3 separate regions of the Homo sapiens genome follow, and regions 1 and 2 are each linked to region 3. Evidence: chromatin loops called from intact Hi-C (ENCODE). Cell type or tissue: heart left ventricle. All regions are shown on one strand. Each heading gives the region's core, and the rest is flanking DNA. Links, peaks and the distances in the headings are about the cores only. Region 1 has its middle 38 kb from the start of ERCC4. Region 2 overlaps ERCC4 (ERCC excision repair 4, endonuclease catalytic subunit). Region 3 has its middle 13 kb from the start of LINC02185.

Region 1 (10,494 bases), core at 3,074-8,073, 45 kb before region 3:
TTTTCCTTTCTGCTTTTCATTCTGTATCATGTCTCCTTAAGGAGGAAAACAAAACAAAACAAGAAAACTATTCTTCTGAAAATATTCATTTGTCAGTTTGTAATGAGTGTGTGGTAAACACAATGCCTGGGATATCTTAGCTCAACAAAGGTGAATTCCTTGCCACTCCTGCCTCGTACATTTTTGTTCCTTTAATTTCAGAGTTGGAAGAAATGAATTATCCTTTCAACACCTCTGGAATTTATTGTAATCTTTCAAACAAGTTTAATTATTGGTTACTGATTGGCTCATTTCAATGATTTAATTACATTTGCTTCTTCAAAATGTAGATCTGTATCCCTTTTTAACAAGGTGTGAGACAGGTTATTTCTCAACATGTTTTAGTGTCTGAATAAAACTTTGGCAGACTAACCCCTTAGTAGCGGCACTGTAACTCACATTTTTTTAAAATCACTTATGCATTATCTCATTTAATCCTCATAACGAAGCCATGAAGGTACTATTATTTAATCTTGTTTTACATGATGAAACTGAGACACAGAGACGCTAAGTAATTTGCTCAAGGTGGAACCATGATTTGATACCTTGATGTACAGCCCATAATGAAATAGTGGGGTTATGGGGGGTAGTGGGAAACATTTCTGTACACTTCTATGTATCTGATTACAAATATGTCATAGAAATATGTCATAGAAAATGCAAATTGGTTTTTTGTTTTGTTTTTTGAGACGGAGTCTCACTTCATCGCCCAGTCTGGAGTGCAGTGGTGCGATCTCTGCTCACTGCAACCTCCGGCTCCCGGGTTCAAGCGATTCTCCTGCCTCAGCCTCCCAAGTAGCTGGGATTACAGGCGCATGCCACCACGCCCAGCTAATTTTTTGTATTTTTAGTATAGATGGGGTTTCACCATATTGGCCAGGATGGTCTTGATCTCCTGACCTCGTGATCCGCCTGCCTCGGCCTCCCAAAGTGCTGGGATTACAGACATGAGCCACCATGCACGGCCTGCAAATTGGTATGTTTTTATATCTCTCTTAAAGTGTCAAAAGGAAGTATGTAAAACTTAGATACAATAATACTGAGTTTCCTCTCTGTGTAGAGCTAGATATTTAGCAGTTGCCTAGGCTGCCTCTGATTTTCTAGGGCCATATGCCTCTTGGTCACTGATTAGGAAGGCTATTTTGCAACTTCATAAGAATAGAGGTTAATTTAAATAAAACTGTTGGCCATGCAAATGATTCTTGTCCAGTTGCATTGCAAAGGTCATTGCCTAGTGTAGCATTAACCAGTTTTGCATTTTTTCACAAACGTATTTCTGCACTCCTTTGACCAACAAATTCCAAATCTCCAGGTCCTTGACTTTCTTCTGAACCAGTCTTAATGATTTCCTCATTGAGTGAGTCAAATAAAATCTTTGACTTCTGTTTTGTTCTTTTTGTATAAGAGGCATGGTTTTAACTTTTTTTTTTTTTTGAGATGGAGTCTCGTTCTGCCACCCAGGGTGGAGTGCAATGGCGCAATCTTGGCTCACTGCAACCTCCGCCTCCCGGGTTCAAGCGATTCTCCTACCTGAGACTCCCAAGTAGCTGGGATTACAGGCATGCACCACCACGCCTGGCTAATTTTTGTATTTTTAGTAGAGACCGGGTTTCGCCATGTCGGCCAGGCTGTTCTCGAACTCCTGACCTCAGGTGATCTGCTTGCCTTGGCTTCCCAAAGTGCTGGGATTACAGGCGTGAGCCACCGCGCCCAGCCTATGGTTTTAACTTTTTGAAAATTGTCCTTTATAATGGTATTGCCAGCATGAGCTCCTGAAGCTCCCATATAATGATAAAACCCTGTTTCCAGCCTCATGCATCCTAAAGTTATAAAATAGAAGAGGGTAATATATATACACATGTATATATATAAAATCAAGAAATATATATATTTCTTAAATATGTAAGAAGTATAACGTACTAATACATTAACATTGAAAACTATGATTAGATATTAATTTTAAGAACTACAAATTTTAAGATGCTGGCATTTTTCAATGGACTCATCCTCATTCCGTTTACAAAAGCTCAGCTGAATATTTAGTCTAAGTTTCTTTTCTGTGTAGCCGTTGACTATCAGTGTTAAAGAGGCTGATTCATGAATGAGAAAGAAAAGGAATTTTTGATAATCCCAAAGATCTATTTGTGTGACTAAGATATTTCTACGTGAGAAGAACACAGCTCTCTGAGGCCTGAAAGGTAAACAAAATCAACTCAAGATTTTAAATAAAAGAGTTTCCTGGTTTCATGAAAATAGTAAATAAACCAGGTCTAATAAAATGGTAGTATGGCATATTTGAGATGGTAATATTTAGGGACCCTTTCCTATAATTATGAGTTCCAGAACTTGGTGTCAATTAAAGAGTCCTCTTAACTGAGTAAAAGATTTGCCTCCCTGTGCAACTTTATTTCTGGGAAGGGTGACACCCAACAGAAGCTTAGGAGAGAAGACAGTTTAGTAGACCAAGAGAAGCGTGACCAGGCAGGTTTATTTTCAGCGTCAGGCATTAGTGCATAAGGCAGAGGGCTCTCTCTGGGTTTGATGCTATAACAAACAGTCCACGCCATCGAGGGACATTCAGTCTTGCAGTGAAGAGAAGTCAGAGGCAGAAAATGAGCAGGTGGAAGAATAAAAAATCCACAAGAGAGATAGAAGTGTTCCTGAGGTCAGAGGAAGAGGTCATATCCCTGCAGGGAACAGGAATAGCCTCAGAGAGGAGGTAGAATTCGAGATGGGTCTTAAAAAACAGCTAGGATTTCAGCAGACAGATGCAGGGCTCTGCACTTCAGCCCCGGTCTACCACATTAGTGAAGAAACAGATGGGAAATAGAATAATGTTTAAAGAGGGAGTTGTGAACGCTAAGTAGGAGCAATACGAGGGCCATATTGTAGGAGTCTCTTAAGGGCTAGGATGAGGAGTTCTCATTTCAGTAGAAAAGCGAATGTTCAATTAAGGAAAAAATGAACCAGAAGACTTTTAAAATTTTGGTCTGGCAGTAGAGATTTTGAAATGGAAAGGAACTAATATTAATTTACAGTGTGCCATGTGGGTTGTGTATGCTACCTTTACAGACAAAGAGACATACTGAGAGATTAAGTGACTAAAGCCACAGTGGAAGGACATTGCAGATTCAGACTCCAAAACCTGTCATCTTTCTGCCAGACCTTGCTGTCTAGAAGGGAGGATTGGAGGTGAAAAGACCACCTCAGAAGCTGTTGTAACAATCTAAGCAACAGGTAACGAAGGCCAGAACTAGAATGACAGCTTTCGAAATGGAAGGAAGGACAATCTTTGGAAGGTGGCAAATGAAATGTATGCCCGGGAAGAGTCTAAATAATGCCTACTTTTTAAGCCTGGGCTCAGGAGATGATGAGACTGTTGAAGAGAAAAGTTAAAGTCTAGAGAAGGACTTGATTTGGAAACGGAGAAGTACAGTTTTGATGGGAAAGGAGAAGTACGGTTTTGATCAGGTTGATTTTGAGATAGCAGAGAGCCAGGGGACAGTCTCAATACAAGATGTAGTAGGGGTTGGGCGTGGTGGCTCACGCCTGTAATCCCAGCACTTTGGGAGGCCAAGGTGGGCGGATCACTTGAGGCCAGGAGTTCGAGAGCAGTCTGGTCAACATAGTGAAACCCCCATCTCTACTAAAAATACAAAAATTAGCCGGGCGTGGTGGTCCACACCTGTAGTCCCAGCTACTTGGGAGGTTGAGGCGTGAGAATCTCTCGAGCCTGGGAGGCTGAGGTTGCGGTGAGCGGAGATTGCACCACTGCACTCCAGCCTGAGTGACAGAGACAGACTGTGTCAAAAGAGGGGGAAAAAAAGAAAGATGTAGTAGGCATCTGCACTGAAGTGAGAACTGAAAACATTGGCTGAATAAATAAGTGGTTAAGGTAAAGAAACCTGAAACGACTAACAGAACGCTAAAAATGCCTACACTTAGGAGGTGGCAAGATAGAGACAGAAAATTAGAAGAAGAAACTGAGTCATCCAGCAGCCAGAATGAAAACAGGAGGGAATTTCAAGGGAGTGACCCACAACATCAGGAGTTGAGCCGTATGAGCGCTGGCGGCCTTCAAGGCAACAATGAAGACAGCGCTGGTCATCCTGTGTGGTGTGTCCAGGAGACCTAGGGGCACACGCCCGCCTGGGGGTCTGAGGAAGCCATGGGGGGTGGTGAGGATGAAGAAAACGAGGATGGGCAGGCTGAACAGAGGGGCGATTTTGCTTGTTGGTGATCAGGATGAGGGAGCAGAGCAAAGTGGGAGAAGGAAGGCACTAGAGAGAGAACAGAGAATTAGGCAGAACCAAAATTTAGTATTGTGGGGGATGGGGGTGGAGGGAAAAAAACGAACGTGGTTTTGCTTTTCTTCCTTTCACACCTACAGAAAACCTGTTTTTGTATTGAATTGCTTCTTCTTAAAGACCAGCATCAACCTGATCATGCTCCCCACCATGTGAAACGGAATGGGCACGCCACGATAAGTAGTAATGAGCCTTTTCGGCAGCCTTCTGTTTTAACAAAAAAACGCTGCTGTTTGGCATTGAAGTTTGCTTGTGTTTAAGCTCGCGGTGGAACAGCCTAGGACCCCTCTCTGTTTGTAACCTGGCTTTATAATTTTGTTATTATTTAAAGCCTCCCTTTCAGCGATTTTTTAAAACCAAAATATATGCTGGCTAATGTCATCTGGAAACTGAAAGTCGATGTTCAGCAACTCTCACTCGCCAATCCTACAACTTGGTAAGGATTTTTATTTTGGTCGTACTGAGCTTACTGTAACTGGGGCGGCTGAGTTGCTATGGTAATTTGTTCTCAGAACAGAGCACTTTGCTGCAATGCATGGAAACAGCAGATAAATCTACTTTATGTTGACTTGATTGTGACATTAATTCTAGTTGAAACATCCTCCATGCTCCCATCAGGACTCATGTATAAGAATTTTAAATTGGAGCCAAGAAGGCATTGGCTAAAAGAATTGCAACTTCGGCTGTTTAAACCCAGGCCTTCACAATTCATGCAACTGAAGGCTGTTGGCTCACAGCCTAGAGCGCTGCCCCGGGGGCGGCTTGCAGCTGGGGGAAGGTTCATCACTGAGGCAATTATGTGGTTAATTGCTCCAGTGTGGGCTTGGGCTGAGAGTTGTGACTCATGCCGCCCTCTGTCACTAATAGATGGGGGTAGGGGGTAGAGTGGACAGGACTCAAGGACTTACTGAAAACTCAGCTGCCTTTTCCCTTTCCTCTTGCAAATAAATCTGTAACTCACTAACATCTGCCCTGGAGATGTGGGAGGAAGGTAGACCTCAACTCCAAGACTTGGTGCTCCCGGCCTCCATTGGTAGGGGTCCCCATTAAGTCCCACGTCCTGAACTACACTGGAGCCCTCGGACACTTTAAGGATCACTGCACTCCGAATTGGGGTGTATCTTCCTCCAATTCTTGCCTAACCATGACAGAGGAGAGACAAAAACTAGATGCCTGACTTCGAGCATGACTCATTATAAACAAATAGAGGACAGATTGACTTCCTCTTATCAGAGCCCGAGTCTGCGCCCCAGGACACAGCATGAGTCAGACTTGAAGTCCCAAGTCTTGTTGGGAATTTTCCCCCTGAGAAAGAGGTAGATTTTTGAGTAGAGTTCTGTTGATTTCTTGAATATTATCAGTGACCCCATGTTAAGCCCTGGGCTTCTGCATCAGGTCACATCCCTTCGAAACCAATAGAGCTTCCAGAGTAAGGATAAAAATTGGCTGTGCTCACAAAGAAACTCATTTGGAATTGATAGAAATGTTTGTAATTTTAGCGGTGATGGTTTTGCAATGTATAGATGTCAAAATCATAAAAGCATACACTCAATATGTGCAGTGTATTGTATATAAATTATACTTCAAATATTTTTTAGAAGAAACATAGTTTAGCAGGAAAAAAAAAGATGTAGTAGGCACCTGCATTGAAATGAGAACTGAAGACATTGGTTGAATAAGTAAGTGGTTAAGGTAAAGAAACCGTAAACGACTAACAGAATGCTAAAAATGCCTACACTTAGAAGAAGGGAAGATACAGACAGAATATTAGAAGAAGAAACTGAGTCATCCAGCAGCCAGAATGAAACAGGAGGGAATTTATAGGGAGTGACCCACAACACCAGGAGCTGAGCAGTATCAGCGTAGATAGCCTGGTGGCCTTTGACGCAACAATGAAGAGAGCACTGGTCATCCTGCGTGGTGGTTAATTATTATTATGATTTATCATGAAGTTCAGTGTTACCTCCTCCCTTCCCCATCCATACCGATCTATTGCTTGTATTTGGGTGCAAACACACACAGAGTACCTGCCTGAAGGGATCATGAGGTCACAGCATCCAATGCTGATCTCAGACTCCCAGAGTGTGTGTTAGTAGGTAACATTTATTTTTACTCAACTCCGTATTTCACTAGGTAAAAGGGAATGAAGGCAGTCGGGATAGGTGAAACCCAGGTTGTGACAAATTTGGAGGAGGGTGGGGGAGCTGTTGGGTATTAGATTGGTGCAAAAGTAATTGTGGTTATTATGCCAGGAGCGGTGGCTCACGTCTGTAATCCCAGCACTTCGGGAGGCGAGGTGGGTGGATCACTTGAGGTCAGGAGTTTGAGACCAGCCTGGCCAACATGGTGAAACCCATCTCTACTAAAAATACAGAAATTAGCCGGGCATGGTGGCCAGTGCCTGTAATCCCAGCTACCTGGGAGGCTGAGGCAGGAAAATCATTTGAACCCAGGAGGAGGAGGTTGCAGTGATCCGAGATCGCACCACTGCACTCCAGCCTGGGTAACAGAGCAAGACTCGTCTCAAAAAAAATGAAAATCAAAAAATAAATAAAACATTTTTTAAAAGTAATTGCAGTTATTGCCATTATTTTCAATGGCAAAAACCTCAATTCCTTTTTTTTTTTTTTTTTTTTTTGAGATAGAGTTTCCCTCTTGTTGCCCACACCGGAGTGCAATGGCGTAACATTGGCTCACTGCAACCTCCGCCTTCCAGGTTCAAGTGATTCCCCTGCCTCAGCCTCCTGAGTAGCTGGGATTACAGGCATGTGCCACCACACCTGACTAATTTTGTATTTCTAGTAGAGACGGGGTTTTGCCATGTTGGTCAGTCTGGTCTCGAACTCCTGACCTCAGGTGATCCACCCACTTCAGCCTCCCAAAGCACTGGCATTACAGGCATGTGCCACCGTGCCCTGTCCGCAGTTACTTTTACACCAACCTAGTAGCAAAGGAAAAAGAAGCACCTTCAAGGTACCCCACCCCAGGCGGCCACAGGACAGGAGAAGGCTGTTTTTGCCTTCAGGTTTCAGCAAATTCAAGTTGAGTCAAGCCAACAGCATGACAGCATGCAAGAGCTGTGCCATTGGGCTGTGGCCACAAAACACACACACGTGAAATGACTTAAAGCTTGGAAACCAGCACACCAGGGAGCAAATTAATTTAGGGAGAAATGAATACGTGTGTGCTTAGATGGCACAAAAGAAAGAACAAAGTCTTTCGGCAAGCCAGGTTAATCGAAGAGCAGGCAGCCATGAGGGTGGAGTGGCCCGGATTTTTTTTTTTAATGTAAATAACTTCAAGTGGGAAAATATGAACGTGTATCCATGCATGGACTTGCTTATGATCTTCTGAAAAGTACATGATCTCTCTCTATTTCAGATAAATGCCCTTAATGATGGGAAAGGAGGCTTTTCCTTCCTCTTGCTGTAGATATTCTGGAATATCTACTTCTGACTGCTAACCTTGCGGGAAAGGTCTTTCATTTTGACTGCTGACTTCATCCAAAAGGAATTAATTATTTCTTTCATTTTCCCTTCAGTCTCGGTGAGGCCAGCATTTTCCTGCTGCCATCTTTTGGCAAACAAATTCAACATACGCAAGTGATTTGGAGAATTTGCCATCTTAATAGGAGGGTCAGCTGGGCCCGGTGGCTCACACCTGTAATCCCAGCACTTTGGGAGGCTGAGGCAGGCGGATCAGTTGAGGTCAGGAGTTTGAGACCAGCCTGGCCAACATGGTGAAACCCCGTCTCTACTAAAAATGCAAAAATTAGCTGGGCATGGTGGCAGCCGCCTGTAATCCCAGCTACTCAGGAGGCTAAGGCACGAGAATTGCTTGAACCCGGGAGGTGGAGGTTGCAGTGAGCTGAGATCGCGCCACTGAACTCCAGCCTGGGCAACAGAGCGAGACTCAGTCTCCAAATAAACAAACAAGAGGGTCATTAATATAGGCAGTCTTTTTCTGAATCTCCTAACCTCTCAGTCACTGTCACTAAATCTGTATGTGTAGTGTTTGTGTGTGTGTATTTTTTGACCCTCTGGATTCTGTACCTATTTTGAAGGCGTGTCCTTGCCACAGTGGCTGATCTCACATGTCCTTAATTTCCAAAGACAGTCCCAAATTTTAACAATTCCTTTGACATCCCTCCATAAATATACATTCATACTTTGTAGGTCATTTTCTGCTATGTAAATATGATCTATCGGAAGAATGTTTCATTCAACAAGTGTTTTCTCTTGACATTCGGGGTCTTAAAAATTATTATTTGGAAAACAATGTCAGTTTATTCCACAAACATTCATGAAGCGTCTTCTGTGTGCCGGAAGAGAAAAGCCCAGCCCATAGTTTGGAGTTACAAGTTGTAGTTTTCTCCAAGTCTTAAAGAGTGCAAAAAGCAAAGCCAGCTTTTGTATTTGTAATGATGGAATTACAGTAAAGTACTCCTTAGATATATTTTTTTGAAAATAACACTCATTGCCTGGAAATGACCAAAGCGTCACAGCACTGTGATCTGTATTACAGAGTTCTGGGTGCTAAGAGCATAGGTTACAGGAGTTGTAAGAGTATACTTCTCCATGGCAGACTGCCAAGCAAGGGCTTATTTCACATTTAATGCCTTGTAGGAAAAAGATAGCCCAAGTCGAACAGATGAGAAAGTTCAGTCGTCTTGAAAAGCAAAGAACCCATGTCCTCAGCTGTTCGGATCTTCAGGCTGTTCGCCGGTTTCGAGGAGTGGTGTCAGAGGGCAGTTTTGAAATGGGAGAAAAGGTTTATAAAAGGAAAGACATGTTCCAGGTAGATCTTTGTAATGTTTTCCTGAGAGCTGACCTGGAGAAGCTTTTGTGATGTGGTTTTTTGCTGGGGCTCCAAACCTTTGATGTATCCCTTCAAACTGAGTCTTCCATCTGTAGTCCAGATTTGAGCTTCCGGCATTTCCTCTAGTTTATCATCTTGTTTCTTTTATCATACACTACTGTTTGTTTAAGATAGGTGTTTTTGTTTTTAATTGGGCCACTAGTGCCTAGAATCAGAATAATTATAATTATTGGTTTATCAAACACATCACGGACCCATGCATGACCTGCTCTCATTCATTTAGTTCGTCATTTTTATTTATTTTTTATTTATTTTATTTTATTTTATTTTTTTGAGACAGATTCTCGCTCTGTCACCCAGGCTAGAGTGCAATAGTATCTCAGCTCACTGCAACTTCCGCCTCCCGGGTTCAAACGATTCTTCCGCCTCAGCCTCCTGAGTAGCCGAGGTTACAGGCTCCCACCATCACACTCGGCTAAATTTGTGTTTTTAGGAGAGACGGGGTTTCACTATGTTGGCCAGGTTGGTCTCAAACTCGTGACCTCGTGATCTGCCCGCCTCGGCCTCCCAAAGTGCTGGGATTACAGGCATGAGCCACCACGCCCAGCCCTCATTCATTCTATATAACAATATTTTTGTACCAATTCCCCAGTCTCACTCCCATTCCCCACTACCCTCTTCAGCCTCTCATAATCATCATTCTACTCTCTATTTCCATGAGTTCAATTGTCTTAATGTTTAGCTCCCACAAATAAATGAGAACACAGGAAGTTTGTATTTCTGTGCCTGGCTTATTTCACTTCACATTATGACCTCCAATTTCATCCACGTTGTTGCAAATGATGGGACCTCATTCTTTTTTATGGCTGAATAGTACTCCATTGTGTATAAGTACCACATTTTCTTTATCCATTTGCCTGTTGCTAGACACTTAGGTTGCTTCCAAATGTTGGCTATTGTGAATAGTGCTGCAATAAACATGGGAGTGCAGATGTCTCTTTGGTAAACTGATTTCCTTTCTTTTGGGTATATACTTAGCAGGGCAATTGCTGGATTATATGGTAGCTATACTTTTAGTTTTTTGAGGAACCTGCAAAGTATTCTCCACAGTAGTTGTACTAATCTACATTCCCACCATCAGTGTACAAGGGTTCCCTTTTCTCCACATCCTCGCCAGCATTTGTTGCCTGTCTTTTGGATAAAAGCCATTTTAGGCCAGGCACAGTGGCTCATGCCCGTAATCACAGCGCTTTGGGAGGCCGAGACAGGTGGATCACGAGGTCAGGAGTTCGAGACCAGCCTGGCCAACATAGTGAAACCCCATCTCTAC
Region 2 (5,000 bases), core at 1-5,000, 67 kb before region 3:
CCGAGATCATGCCATTGCCTCCAGCCTGGGCAGTAAGAGTGAAACTTCGTCTTAAAAAAAAAAAATCTTTTTAAAGAAAACTTAATTGAATATATTATTGATGTGTTTGTGTTTGAATGCGTATAGGAACAAAAAATTTAATTGTTGTCTACTTTTATCCATGTTCAGGATTATGAAAGTCATGGGGATTTTAGAAATAGTAAATACTGTCATTGTGTACCGATGCCTTTGTTTTGTATAGCTGCTTATATATAGTGTCACAGAAACAACTAACACAGAATGGTCTCTCATTAGTGACCATGCATATAACTTTCTACCAAGGCATTTTGAAAGCCATATTAATGGTTTGAAGTATCTTTCATTTACACCTTAAGTAGATCTTTTTCAGGAAAGCAGATTCCATCTAACATTATAAAGAAAGCTTAAATAAATGGGCATATGTACTGATGCTCGTGTTATCTGTTGTTTTAAAAGCCTTTGGAAGACTTTATGGGTAAATATTATCACATAGAATGAGATATTTTTATTTCTCTACAGAAACAAAAAAGGAACTGGTCCTAGAAAGCAACCCAAAGTGGGAGGCACTGACTGAAGTATTAAAAGAAATTGAGGCAGAAAATAAGGAGAGTGAAGCTCTTGGTGGTCCAGGTAGGAAAAAAGGAGATGAAAACATTTGCTTCCAAAATCTATCAAATGAGTCCTGATTTAATTAGCTCTTTAAAAGTAGTTCAAGACTAGCCTGACCAACATGGTGAAACCCTGTCTCTATTTTAAAACACTGCTATTTTATCTATAAAATGTAGACAAATAAATGGCAAATGAACACTGAGATCCTAGTGGCAACCTCATTTCTGTTCGTTTGATGTTGTTTTCTCCAGGTTGAATCATTGTATATTCATGAAAGCAGGTTTTTAAACTAGTTGGGTTCTTAGAACTTCTATTTAAAGATTGAGCTAATCTCTACACATATTCACCAAGCTTTAAATCTGGAATCCCCAAGGAATAAACTAATGGGTCTCCTGTTTTATATCCTCAGCCAAGTATCTTTCCAAAAAAGCCTCAACTCTTCTATTACTTCAATATGTAATGAGCCGGTACAAACTGAAGACATTGTCTAAATTGGCAGAGGAGACTAACACAATTCACAAAAGAGGAAAAATCCATTTGGAATTAATTTAGGCATATATGAGATCCTCTGGAAAAAAATATTAATTAAAAAGAACTTCTTTAAAGCCCCAATTACACCACAGTTGTACTTTCATAAGATTAAATAGTCTGGCTTCAACTTTACTGAAAAGATTTAAGTAATCTTGCCAGAGAGGAGAAAGCATTTGATCAATACCTAAGACCCTTTTTAAATAGTTTGTAAATTGTGGATCTTTAATACCAAAGGGTAAGATGTCTTCCCTTCGGGTGAAGGAATAAGGGGGCACAGGGAAACTAGGAGGACAAGTGAGGTAATAGTAACATAATGTTGTTTTCTATTTTCAGGTCAAGTACTGATTTGTGCAAGTGATGACCGAACATGTTCCCAGCTGAGAGACTATATCACTCTTGGAGCGGAGGCCTTCTTATTGAGGCTCTACAGGAAAACCTTTGAGAAGGATAGCAAAGCTGAAGAAGTCTGGATGAAATTTAGGAAGGAAGACAGTTCAAAGAGAATTAGGAAATCTCACAAAAGACCTAAAGACCCCCAAAACAAAGAACGGGCTTCTACCAAAGAAAGAACCCTCAAAAAGAAAAAACGGAAGTTGACCTTAACTCAAATGGTAGGAAAACCTGAAGAACTGGAAGAGGAAGGAGATGTCGAGGAAGGATATCGTCGAGAAATAAGCAGTAGCCCAGAAAGCTGCCCGGAAGAAATTAAGCATGAAGAATTTGATGTAAATTTGTCATCGGATGCTGCTTTCGGAATCCTGAAAGAACCCCTCACTATCATCCATCCGCTTCTGGGTTGCAGCGACCCCTATGCTCTGACAAGGGTACTACATGAAGTGGAGCCAAGATACGTGGTTCTTTATGACGCAGAGCTAACCTTTGTTCGGCAGCTTGAAATTTACAGGGCGAGTAGGCCTGGGAAACCTCTGAGGCAAGTTATAAAGAATCACAGCTTTCAGTTGCACAGTTCTTTAGGATTTAACCCAGAAACTATACCAGTTGCATGTTAGTTTTCTTTAATATCCGTTACGATGCTGCTTATGTTTATGAAACCTTATTTTGCTTCCTGATGAATCTGGGAAGTTGGATAGGAAGGATGTCAAGTATCACAGCAGAACAACAAACCAAGGGGACTGCTCTTGTTCTCGTTACGTGCTGCTGTGCGTTCTCTCCTTTATTCTTTGGGTATTGGTTTGCATCGTATGGGGTACTGTATCTGAAAAAGTCTGGGAAATGCATAATATTCTAATTTCTAACAAAAGTTAATATAACTGTGACTCGGCTAAGTAATTTTAATCTTCTAAAATATCTTTCCTATAAATTTTAAGAAATGACTCTAAATTACATCCATATAAAACTAAAGTGTTGGGGGAATTACTGTACCAGGTTTTCTTGAGTTTCAAGATATATCAGATGAAACATCTACAGAAATATCAGATGAGAAAATGATGCCTCCCAAAGAAGATAGTGTTCTGGCTTTCCAATTATCTGAGGGGAAATAAACAGCAAAATTAATATCCTGAACTCAGTCTGAACCAAAAACGGAGCCAAAAGAAACCTTCCCCTAGCATTTTAACTAACACAGCCTTTCAGAGTAGAGATGAATGGAGGAGCTGGATCAGAAATAATGCAGGATGAAGAGATTAGATGAGGCTGGTAAAATAATTATAGGCTGGTAAATTTTTTGTACCGTGCTGTTGATCAACTTTGTAGATAGCTTATGTACACCAAGCTTCTTTCTTGCCTGAGAACAGAATAGTGTGGTATTTGGGAGCAAAATGTTAGAATCAGAAGGGACCTGGGAGTTCAACCACTTACTCTATCAACGGGAAACTGAGGCCCAGAAATGGTGACTGAGTTGGCCTTGGCCACATGACACATCCGTGGGAGAGCTGAGTCTCTTGACTCATCACCCAATGATCTTTTCTCTGTTTACACTTCAAAGAATTATCATCTAGGAAGATAACAGCTAAAAGAAAAACCAAGGCTCAAAAAGGAAAATAGCTTTGACTGAAGGTGAAGCAAAGGGACAGAGGAGGTGCTTAATTCAGCTCTCTTAGCAACAAACAAGATGGAAAAGCAGGCCTTTTTTTTTTTTCCTTTTTTTTTTTTTCTTTGAGGCAGTGTCTTGCCCAGATGCCCAGACTGGAGTGCAGTGTTGCAATCATGGCTCACTGCAGCCTCAACACCTCCCCCTTTCCCTGACTCACGTGATTCTCCCACATCAGCCCCAAGTGGCTGGGACTACAGGCATGTGCCACCATGCTCAACTAATTTTTTTTTTTTTTTTGTAGAGATGGGGTCTCAGTATATTACCCAGGCTGATCTTCTGAGCTCAAATGATCCTCCCACCTCAGCCCCCCAAAGTGCTGGGATTACAGGTGTGAGCCACCGTGCCCAGCCTAAAAACCAGGACTTTTCTAAGAGAAAGTAGATCAAATTATTCTTTGAGATGCCTGATGTAATCCATACGTCTTCCATGCCCATGTATTTATATAAAATGTGTGACCGCTGTATTCTGTTAAGACATGAATTAAAAAAAACGTTCATAGGCTGGTTTTCATAACTACTGTCCAACTTTTTAAATGATTGTTTGGCTGAGGTACAAAGAAAGAATTGGAGAAGCCTCTAAAATTTGTGTGTTTTTCTGTTTGTTTATAGTTATGAGGAGAGAATTATTCTATCCCTCTAGTTATATTTCAGTGTTTACCTAAACTCGTTTCTTCCTTTTGGCAAAAGAAAATAAAAAATGCCCTGTGTGGTAACGAGACCTTTAACAGGTGGGGTTTAGGCAGCTTAATTTGAGCTAGTGTGTGATAAATGAAACCTTTGATTCTTAGTCAAATATTTGTTATTTGAGCGCTCTAGGTTGCTGATTTCACATGTTCTGCTGTTCCTTTCAGGGATTAAAAATGCTGTTTTTCCAACCTAAAAGTTCTGTCTTAACATGCAGGGTTTACTTTCTTATATACGGAGGTTCAACTGAGGAACAACGCTATCTCACTGCTTTGCGGAAAGAAAAGGAAGCTTTTGAAAAACTCATAAGGTAATACATAGAAAATCAGTATGAAAGCCCCAACTACATTGGAAACCTCTGGATGGGGGAATATCAGATAGTCCTGCTCAGGAAGGATAGGGCAAGGAAGACGTTGGAGAGGATCACATTGAGATAAACCTGTGGTCTGAATTGTCCTCCAGTGTAGATCTCAGCACATACTTCCTTTTTCTCTTCCCCGTCTCTTCCTTCATCTCCAGTTGCTTTTCAGTGGTTTGTTTAATAGAATATTAGAAATGTGACAAAGACAACTGCTTTTTTGTTTGTGAAGCAGTATGATAAAACACGAGAAATATAGCTAAAATACTGCTTTTCTAAGAAATACATTAGTAAATCTCCCTCCTCCCTGCCTTATGCACAATATGTCCTTGGGTGGGTGGCTGCTTTACCGTTTATTGGGAAATGCTTTTACAACACAGCCAATTATGATCACCATCAATAGAATCACTCTGGGAAAATATTTCTTAGGAAGTGTGTTGTTTGTCTGGACATACACGTGTATGTTTTTAAGAATGAGTATCTGGTACTATTCCAAATCCAAGTAGAAAATGCCCTTCCATTTTACGAAAGGAAAATGGTGAGATGTTCACAAACTGGTTGGCTACCTCTTGCCCTGAAGGCATTCGATAAATCTGATAACCACCTACCAGGGATATTGTCAAGAAGATTGCAGCCTGGTGTGGGAAGATGGGCCAGATAATCTCTAAGGGCCTCAGAAGCCAGGGCAAGTGCTGGATGGGGCATCACAGAGCTGAGCCAGAGAAAGTTAGATCAGCAGAGACCATGG
Region 3 (10,494 bases), core at 2,903-7,902:
TTCATTCATTTATTCAACAAACATTTGAGTACCTACGTTGTGCTAGACACAGAACCAGGAACCAGGTGAGTAAGACAAGCATGATGCTTGCCTCATGGAGCTTACCGTCTAGAGAAAGGAGGGAGATACTCAAACCATCAACAAACACAATAATTTCAAGTGGTTTTACATGCTAGACTTGTCAGAGACCTCTCAGAGAGCGTGACATTTGAGTAGCAGCTGTGCAAAGATTTAAAGGAAGAGCATTCTAGACACAGGGAAACAGGAAGTAGAAGCCTCTGAGGCGTGCAGCAGGTTGGCTTAATAAATAACAAGAAATGAGTGTGGCTACAACTCAGCAAGGGGGTGAGTCGTAGGCAGGCCAGGTGTAGAGTGCGAATTTTATTTTGAATGCAGAGGAAGCCTTTGGCAGGTGAAAACATGACACTTCAACCTGAACTTATTGATCTACCTCGGGGTAGATCTGTGGCCTCAGTGAAATTTTGGGAGTAACAGACCTGGGATTCTTAGAACTTAGAGCCCCAGGTAAACCTACAGATGGAAAGAAAAGAAATTGGCCAGGCACAGTGGCTCATGCCTATAATCCCAACACTTTGGGAGGCAGGAGAATCTCTTGAGGTCAAGAGTTCAAGACCAGCATGGGCAACATAGCAAGACCCTCTACAAAAATTTTTAAAAATTAGCTGGGCATGAAGTTGCACACCTGTAGTTCCAGCTACTCAGGAGGCCGAGGCAGAAGGATCACTTGAACCCAGGAGTTTGAGGCTGCAGTGAGCTATGATCACACCATTGCATTCCAGCCTGGGCCACAGAATAAGACCCTGTCTCGAAGAAGAAGGGGAAAGAGAAGGTGAAGGAGGAAGAGGAAGAAGAGGAAGAGGGAAGAAGGAAGACAGAAGACAGGAGAAGAAGGAGGAGGAGGAACAAGGAGAAGGAAGAAAAATGATAATAAATTAATATTGGCCTGTTTCTTAAGCCTGGGAGGTTGAGGCTGCAGTGAGCCATGTTCATGCCACTGCACTCCAGCCTGAGTGACAGAGTGAGACTCTGTTTCAAAAAAAAAAAAAAAAAAAAAAAAAAAAAAAAAAAAAAAGGCCGGTCATGGGGGCTCACACCTATAGTCCTAGCACTTTGGGAGGCTGAGGCAGGCAGATTGCCTGAGCTCAGTTCAAGACCACCTTGGGCAACATGGTGAAACCCTGTCTCTACTAAAATACAAAAAATTAGCCAGGCGTGGTAGCATGTGCCTGTAGTCCCAGCTACTCGGGAGGTTGAGGCACGAGAATCACTTGAACACAGGAGGTGGAGGTTGCAGTGAGCTGAGATCTCGTCACTGTACTCTAGCCTGGGAGATAAGAGTAAGACTCTGTCTCCAAAAAAAAAAAAAAAAGAACAGTCACTTCTAACCTCAGAGGCTTTCCTGGGTAGGAGAGGATGAAACTGCAAAATGAATAAACCATATAACAGGTCGCTGCTTGTGGCTCAGCATATTTCTTTCCTTTTGGGGACAATGCCCTTCAGGAAGCCACTGCTTTCCTGTTCTTGGGAATAGGATTTGGCTCAAGCTAGTCAGAAATATTTTTCACTTCCTATCTCCACACCAAAGTGACTGGCTCTGGGATGGGCACAGAACCCAGTCAGAGCCAGTGAAACTCAAGAAGACATCGTCTAGAGCCTTCTGGCAAAAAAAAAAAAAAGAAAGAAAGAAAAAAAAAAGCTTTCTCTCTTTTGCATGGGAGCCATCAGTATAAAGATGCAAAGTTTAGAACCACTGCAGGCATTTGTGACCATGGGGAAGATTCTGGAACTGTTAGGGGCTGTGGGGGAGCATCGCATGGTGCCTGAGGATGAAGCCAACACCACAGAAGGTAGAGCGAGAGATGGAGAACGCTGTGTCCTTGTGAAGCCATTGAGCCCCAGGATCGAGCCTCGCCTGAAGCCAGGCCTATTGCTGGAGGTTTTAGTGGCCTCCACCAGTTAAATGCTCTTTATTATATAAGCCAATGTAAGTGGGGTTTCCTTGCTGCATAAAGAGCCTATATGATAGAAACATTGCAATAGGCACCCAACAACACTGAGGGCCTCCTCTGCACCTTCAGTTTCTAGGAGGAAGTAAGCCTGTTCCAGGACCCAAATAAATGGTCTCGCCTCCCCCTTCTCTATTTCAGTGTTTCCATGCCTCCTGTCACCATAGCACTGTGACTCTCATGGAAAGGCAGAGGAAGCAGAGGAGGAGAGGGTGCCTGTTTCCAGGCTGCGTTGCCACATTGGGGTGGGGGCTGGAGAGACAGAGAGAGAGAGAGGCGGCTCTAAGCCTGACATTTCAGGATAGAGATAACAGGGTAAAAATAAACTCCCAAGCGCCTGTAGCAGCACTCGCTTCTCTGGCTTCACAGTTATCTCTCTCTGCTTCGGGGACAGAAGGGTTCCTTTCGGGTCACCCCTTGGACTGCCCCTTCCCAGCCCCCGGCGGGGGAGGAGGACGCATAGGTCATTGATTTACATCTATCTGTCTACACCTGCTCTTTCACCGCTGGCAAGTCAAGGGATTGATCCCCTCCATCCCGTAGCCCCTCTTTTTATCCTGCAAATCACCTTTCACATCTGATGCTCCAGGAGCTCAGTGAGGTGAGTGAGTCAAGGGCCGGGGTCTCCCCATTTCCCAGTTGGGAAAAGCAGTGGGGCTTGGAAAGATGAAATGATTTTCCCCAAATCACACAGCTTTTTAGTGCTAATGTGTTCTGATCTAAAGCCAGGGCCTTTTCTGCCTTTCCATCTTCAATCAGGAGTAAAAGCAGTTTGATTCCCTCTCTGCAGGGCTTGTGGACAGCCATCCAGGCTGGGTACACACAGCTCCTGGGGGTGGCGTTCACATCACCTGGGACACAAGTATCATTGTGTGTCTCCTGACAACCACACCTCTCTGTCCCCTTTGTCCCCCTTCCCATCACACAGTGTCTGAGTTTTGTATTTGCCAGTGAGCCACCTACTTGCTTACTACAGAAGGGTGGCTGGGACGACACAGTGTCAAGGAACCCAACCCAGCTCTGCCACTGAGGTCCACAGAAGGTCTCTGAGCCTCAGTTTTCTAATCTTTAAAATGGTGATCAAAATAAACCAACGTAGGATTAAATAAACCATTGCATGCCAGGCCCTTGGCCTGTGCCTGATACATGATCATCTAAATGTTGGAGCTTCCTGTGACAATGACAGCTTTTCCTATGCTGGTGTATGGGTATAGCGACTACGTCCCTCACCCATGTCCGCAGTACCTGCCCTTTGAGTTCTTTCTCTCTCAGTGGCCAAGGATTTGCAATGAGCCATTTCATCAGTTAAGACGCTTGTGGTTGCAAGCAACCGAAACACTGATCCTCACTGGATTACATGAAAGGGGAATTTATTGGCTTGGTGGGTAGCTCCAAAGGCGGCCAAGGGTAGAGCCTAGCTTCGGGCACAGCTGGATCCAGGATGGAACCGATACCATCAGGATTGGGTTTCTCGGCTCCATTATCTGCTGTGAGCGCCCTCCTCATAGGGGATACAGGGGTTCTGGCATCTCCCCTTCTTGGGTTCAAAGCCAGTGGGAAAGATCCAGCCCCAGCATTCCCAGAAAAAGCCTCTTTGCATCTCACTACCCATCTAGAACCCATCACCGTACCCAAAGCAACGAAGACAAGCGCGGATGGCCCGAGGTGGGTCCAGTCTGCTCAAACCCAGATCTGAGAGTAGTGAACAATGATCGCCCAGAGCAAAATCAGGTTTGGCCGCCAGAAGCAAAGGTGACTTCAGCAGCCACCCACTCTCCTCAGCCTCGTGTCCCACGGTGAACACTGATGAACTGGCTTCTGTCATCCCAGGGAAGAGACGGGCTTCAAGCAGGCTGCAAAACCAGGCCGGCGGGCTCCGACAACAACTCTCATCCAAAGTTCCCTCGTTGCCATCTGCTGACCAGCTGGACCCACTGACCTCAGACCAGAACCTTCCCCAAGCTTGATCTGCAGCCTGCCACCTGGGGAACCCACTTCGCTGAATAGGAGCTGGAAATCTGGGCTCTTTTTCAGGCCTCTGCCATGAGGCACTGTATCCTTGTTCCAACTCAATTATTACTGATTCATTATTTGTCTTTCCTCTAAAAAGAACCAGCCATAACAAAAAGCCCCTCTCATGGTCTGTAGAAAATAAATACAACCAAAAGCAATACTATGATTAAAAGATAGCTGGTTGCTCTCGCTCGCTGTAAGCCTGAAGACTGGTGCTGTCATGGTTGCTAAAAGGCAAGATTAGGCCAGGCATGGTGGCTCATACCTGTAATCCCAGTACTTTGGGAGGCTGAGATGGGTGGATCACCTGAGGTCAGGAGTTCAAGACCAGCCTGGCCAACATGGTGAAACCCTGTCTCTACTAAAAATACCAAAATTAATTGGCCAAAGTTGGGGGTGCCTGTAATCCCAGCTACTTGGGAGGCTGAGGCAGGAGAATCGCTTGAATCCAGGAGGCGGAGGTTGCAGTGAGCCGAGATGATGCCACTGCACTCCAGCCTGGGTGACAGAGCAAGACTCCGTCCGGGAAAAAAAAAAAAGGCAAGGTTAGCAAGTGTCCGGGAGGTGTTAATGACCTAGGCTAGCACCAACTTGAGACTCGATGAAATTAAAACAACTGAAAACAAATTAGAAAGAGAATAACTTCTACTAGGTGATTCTGCTGCGTTGAATGCTGGAGGGGTACATTTCATGTAAGTTGCCTGCATCATCGACAATTCTCTCACGTACTGGTGAGTCTGCCACTCTAAATGTGTAAATACCGTTTATACTGGTCAACCAGCAACCACAAAGACACTCTTGAAGCTTCCTCTCTCTCCCCTCCTCCCCAAGCCTGCAGGAGAGATGGAAAAGAAGCGGGTAAGAGAACACGAAAGATTTCTTTAAAAATAATTATGGTAATTACGTATGCATTTCCAGGGGGAGATTCTGGGAATTATTCCTAAAAGGCTGGAAAGAATTTCCTCTTTTGATCTCGATTCTGAGCCAGAGAAAATCAAATTAAGAAAGAAAAGCAACAGAGAATTCTCGGTGGGGAGGAAGGAATGGGGTTGGGGCTGTTCGTGAGGTTCTGGGAGAAAGATGGAGAACAGGACTCCGACACCTTTCTCTCTAGATGTTGGTAGACTTAGGAGGAAGAAGTGAGAGAGAGAAAAGATGAGACAGGTGAGGTTGTGTCCTTACATCTTTCTTGCAAGGCTTCACTCCCTCCCCTTGAGGGGCCACAAAGATGGTCCCCCTTGAGCTATTGAGGACGTAGTTTTTTGTAGCTTTTCCCACATCACACGTGGCTGGCCAGGCATCCTCCACAATGGCCCTCCCTTGCAGAGGAGCCCTGTGAATTCCAGCCAACACTCCGAGAGCCGCCACAACAAGATGAGCAAGTGTAGGCGTGTGACGAGTTTTTTGTTTCTTTCTTTTTAATCCTCCCTTTCAGGCACAGGGAGAAATGGTCCTGTCACTTCTCTAAATTTTCTTCCGCGGTTGCTAAGCAGCACGCCTCTGCCCCTTCCACTTCCCTCTGCTCCTGCTTTCTTGTCTCTCTCCACCCTCCACCCCCGCACGCTCACAGTGCTCTTCCCTGCCGTGGTTTGGAAATCAGAGAACAGCCCCCAGGCAGTTTGCTGCTCCCAGAGCCACAGCAGTGCAATGGCAGTTCCCGACAGAGGCGTCTCCCAGCCTGCTCTGCAGAGCATGCACGTAGGTCCTGGCAGGGAAGACCACTGCTTGAGCCCCTCTGCATTCACCAGCAGAGCTGGGGCCGGCCGGCCTGCCTGCCTGCCTGCCTCCCTCCCTCCCTCCCTCCCTCCCTCCCTTCCTTCCTTCCTTCCTCTACACTTCTTTCCTTCTTCCTTCCCTCCCTGCCATGCTACAATAGCCTTTGCCTGGAGACTAGAGGGGGGAAACTCAAAAGTATGCAGGCACCAAACACTGCATTTCATGAGGGAATGAGGCTGGATGTGAGACGATAGGGAATGGTGAGGACTGTTCCCTAAGTACCTGCCTAAGGAGGCCTTGCACTAGCTCCAGCCAACTGGTGTTTCAAGGGAACCTGGGCAACTTCCAGATTTTTAAAAATCTCAATGCAGGACAAGCAAAAACCCATCTGTGGGCCTCCAGTCTGTGGAGGAGAGCCAAGCAGGGTCCATAATGCGGGTTTGTGAGACAGTTGCATTTGAGGGTTCGTTGGGTGGTTTTGGCAGCAGAATGGAGGACTGGTGGGAGGCAGGCAGGGACTGTGGACAGCAAGCCATGAGCCCCAGGAGCTCCTTGGAGAAGCCAGAAGGCTTGGTGGCAGCCCCGGACCTTGATTTCTGTAGGACCTTCATCCAGTGGATGGGAGAATGGCTAGCTGGACCGCAGACAAGTAACCGGGGTGGAGGGAATGGACTGTCACTTTTCCCTTGGTTCCCAAAGCCGCCCATCCTGTTCCATGATGCCAGGCCCTAGGCCAGAAGGACCACAGGTTAATCAGGGTCAGGCACTGAACAGATGGGGCCTCAAGGGATCCCAGAGGTCCACGGGTGAAGCTAGAATGATGTATCGCTTTTCAGCTAAGTTGCAACCGCAGGGAGTCACGGTGGGGTTACTGTGGGTCGGGTGGAAGTGGCGTAAAGAAGGCCTGTGCTCTGACCTCCTTTGGGGACATTCAGGGGCACCATGATCAGGCTCTCCCCCACTGGCCAGGATGGCCAGGACACAGCCCACGGGGCCCCATGGGGCTCTGTCTCCCTGCTCCCTTTCCCATTGGCCACAAAGACTTTGGATGACATTGAGACCTGAGCCAGACACAGGGACTGCAACCTTCCCAAAACAAACCAGCCAAGTCCCAGAGGGAGTGAAGGAATGGCCGAGTGCTGAGCTCTGTGCTGCAACTGACATTTGGAAGAGGAAGCTTCAGGGCCCAAAGCTCAGAGAATGCACTTCCTGGGTTCTGTTCAGTCACTGGAATTACCTCCATGACAGCTTTCTCCAGAAGCTCCTCTGGGCAGTCAGCATTTCCATCTACCCTGGTCAGCATAGAACCAGCTCCCATCTGTCCACCTGGATCTCAGTCTCAGTTTCTGAGGCCCGGTTCTCCCCCAGGGGCTGGGCTGCAATCAGCAGGGACTAAATCTCACTGCCAAGGGCCTGGGCCAAGGCATCCAACTCTCTGTGCTCCAGGAAGGGCTGAAGGAGCCTGCATGACTGGAGGTGGGAAGGCTACATCCAGATCCTCACACACCATCATCCCATTCCTTGGCCCCTGGGGGCTGGCACTGCCCTGTGAGCCTCCAGGAACTGATGAACAACAGCTGAGAACACAAAAACGATCCATGGAGAATGACAGAGCCAGCTTATTTCTACATTTCTTTGTTTTTTAAAGTAATGAAGGGAGCTCTCTTCAGAAGCCTTTGGTTCCCTTGGCTTTTCAAAGTAGTAAGGAAGGGAGGAAGGAAGTTGAGGCTCTTAAAGTCAGTTCTACTCAGGGAGTACTGATTGATGGCCGATCACACACCGTGCAAAGGAATGTAGGGTCCAGTACAACCTGCATCACCCAGAAAGATTCAGCAGAGAGTGAGAGCCTCGTCCTCAGCAGGCAGGGGAAGCCAGGCACCTTGCAAGGGCTTCTGCATTCCATCATCACTAGTTTCAAGGAGCAGGTGGTATGATTCCCATTTAGCAGATGGGAAAGTAAAGCCCAGAGGTATTTAGTAATTGTTGAGAGGCCATGCTGGTAATGAGGGCAGAGCGGGGACTCAAACCAGGGCTGTCTGGATGGTTGCAAAGGCCGTACTATTTTCTGCAGAACACCAACTATGGGAAAGCATGTTCCGGAGATGGTCCCAGAGATTGCTGGATTCAATACAGGAAATGTTTTATTGAGTGTGGGGAACCTGAAAGGGACCAGCTTTTCCAGTCCAGGGCCCCCTTAGGCCAGTCCCCCAATTCATCCATCAAATACACATGTCCAGTTTCTGCAGCATTGGAAAATGCCTGGGAAATTATTTCACAAAGAATTTCAAGCAAACAGAAAAGGTATGTGGGATAATATCATGTTCCACTGCCAAGCTTAAGAATGAATGTTACGGCTGGGTGTGGTGGCTCATGCCTGTAATCCCAGCACTTTGAGAGGCTGAGGCGGGTGGGTCACTTGAGATCAGGAGTTGGAGACCATCCTGGCCAACATGGTGAAACCGCATCTCTGCTAAAAATACAAAAATTAGCCGGGTGTGGTGGCTCACACCTGTAATCCCAGCACTTTAGGAGGCTGAAGCGGGTGGATCACCTGAGATCAAGAGTTCGAGACCAGCCTGACCAACATGATGAAAACTTGTCTCTACTAAATACAGAAAAATTAGCTGGGCGTGGTGGCGCATGCCTATAATCCCAGCTACTTGGGAGGCTGAGGCAGGAGAACCACTTGAAGCCGGGAGGCGGAGGTTGCAGCGAGCCGAGATTGTGTCATTGCACTCCAGCCTGGGCAACAAGAGCAAAACTCGTCTCAAAAGAAAAAAAAAAATACAAAAATTAGCTGGTTGTGGTAGCACGCGCCTGTAATCATGGCTACTCCGGAGGCTGAGGCATAAGAATCGCTTGACCAGAGGCAGAGGTTGCAGTGAGCTGAGATCACGCCACTGCACTCCAGCCTGGGCAGCAGAGTGAGACTCTGTCTCAAAAAAAAAAAAAGAAACGTTAGAATTATAGTTGAAGCAGCCTGTGTCTCTCTCATGCACTAACCATTTGTGCCCTTATAATCCACATGCATGTCTTTCTGCGTTCGCTGCCCTTGTATGTGTTCTAAACAATAGTATTGTTTGCATGTTTCAATATTTTCATATAAATGATATGTTGTATGTATCCATATGCAACTTTTTTTTTTTTAAAGAGCTTTATTAGCTGGGTGTGGTGGCTCATGCCTGTAATTCCAGCAATTTGGAAGGCCAAGGCAAGAGGATTACTTGAGCCAAGGAGTTCAAGACCAGCCTGGGCAACATAGCAAGACCTCATCTCTACAAAAAATAAACAAAATTAGCTGGGTATGGTGGCAAATGCCTATAGTCTCAGCTACTTGGGAGGCTGAGGTGGGGGGATTGCTTGAGCTCAAGAGTTCAAGGCTGCAGTGAGCTATGATCGCACCACTGCACTCCGGCCTGGGCAACAGAGTGAGACCCTGTCTATTAAAATAAAGAAACAAAGAAAAGAAAACCAGCTTTATTGAGATGTAATTCGTACACCGTACAAGTCACCAATTTAAAATGTACAAGTCAATGGCTTTCAGTAAATTCAGAGTTGTACTGCCATCACTACAATCAATTTCAGAACACTTTCGTTACCCCAAAAAGAAACACGGCCACCTTCTCAGCCATCACCCACCAGTCTCCCCATCCTCTCTTGGCAACTCCTAATTTCCTTTCTGTCTCTATAGAAAGGAAGTGTTCCTATTCTAGACGTTCCATATATGGAATTCCACAGATGGAATGCCATTTATAATGGAATCATGGACCTTTGAATCTGACTTCCTTCACTTAACATCATGCTTTTAAGTTCCCCCATGTTGCGGCAGGGATCAGTTCTTCATTATTGACAAAGAATGTTTCATCATATGTATAAAGCACATTTTATTTATTCACTCATCAGTTTACCATTTGGGTGATTTCCACTTTTGGCTATTATGAATAATACGGCTATGAACATTCATGTACAAGTTTTTGTGTGGACATATGTTTTCATTTCTCTTCTATATACCTACGAGGGAAGTTGCTGAGTCATATGGTAACTCTAAGTTTTTGAGAAACTGCCAAACAGTTTTTCAAAGCTCTGTGCTACTTTACATTCCCACCAGCAATGTGTGATGATGGTTCGAATTTCACTACCTCCTTGCCAACAGTTATTACGATCTGTCTTTTTTATTATAGCCACCCTAGTGGGTGTGAAGTGGTATCTCATCATCTCATCATGGTTTTGATTTGCTTTTCCCTGATGGCAAATGATGTTGAGCATCTTTTCAAGTGTTTATCGGCCATTTATTTATCTTCTTTGGAGAAACGTCTATTCAGATCCTTTGCCTGTTTTTAATGGGGTTATTTGTCTTTTTATTATTGAGTGGTAATCATTCTTTATAGATTCTAGGCACAAGTCTCTTATCAGATATACAATTTGTGAAAATTTTCTCTCATTCTGTGGGTTGTCTTCACTTTTTTGACGTCTTTGAAGCACAAAAGTTTTCCATTTTAAAGTCCAATTTAGCTGGGCATGGCGGTACATGTTTGTAGTCCCAGCAACTCAGGAGGCTGAGGTAGGAGGATCACTTGAGCCTAGGATTTCAAGTCCAGCCTGGGCAACATAACAAGACCCCATCTCTTAAAAAAATAAAGTCCAATTTTTCTATTTTTTCTTTTGTTGCTTATGCTTTGGGTATCATATCTTAGAATCCATTGACTAATCCAAGGTCATGAAGATTTCCTCCTATGTT

The links. A loop is a pair of places that touch in the nucleus more often than their neighbours do. Peaks named below come from ENCODE experiments on the same cell type or tissue, not always from the same donor. Only the 100,000 strongest peaks of a DNase experiment are listed, where the experiment ranks them.
Region 1: it touches region 3 in a loop (1.8-fold over the local background); 24 of 110 quality-filtered maps call a loop at or near these places.
Region 2: a loop joins it to region 3, with 2.3 times the contacts of the local background. A loop is called at or near these places in 23 of 110 quality-filtered maps.

Annotation. Positions count from the first base shown.
Region 1 is chr16:13,952,408-13,962,901 of GRCh38, forward strand. No RefSeq gene overlaps it. Among named protein-coding and RNA genes, the nearest start is that of ERCC4, 38 kb to the left of the region's middle. RefSeq lists silencers at 3,743-3,812, 5,053-5,102, 5,123-5,182 and enhancers at 4,270-5,469, 5,283-5,402. In heart left ventricle, for the core only: no CTCF peak of the experiment used is centred there; DNase peaks (open chromatin) are centred at 5,114 and 5,574; H3K4me3 peaks cover 1,297 bases; H3K27ac peaks cover 1,574 bases.
Region 2 is chr16:13,933,655-13,938,654 of GRCh38, forward strand. It overlaps ERCC4 (ERCC excision repair 4, endonuclease catalytic subunit), which reads left to right. Exons shown (of 11, transcript NM_005236.3): 7 at 538-648; 8 at 1,492-2,089; 9 at 4,112-4,204. Among named protein-coding and RNA genes, the nearest start is that of ERCC4, 16 kb to the left of the region's middle. In heart left ventricle, for the core only: a CTCF peak has its summit at 1,976; no DNase peak of the experiment used is centred there.
Region 3 is chr16:13,997,818-14,008,311 of GRCh38, forward strand. It overlaps a transcript of MRTFB not described here. Among named protein-coding and RNA genes, the nearest start is that of LINC02185, 13 kb to the right of the region's middle. In heart left ventricle, for the core only: a CTCF peak has its summit at 5,691; DNase peaks (open chromatin) are centred at 5,654 and 6,694; H3K4me3 peaks cover 740 bases; H3K27ac peaks cover 2,916 bases.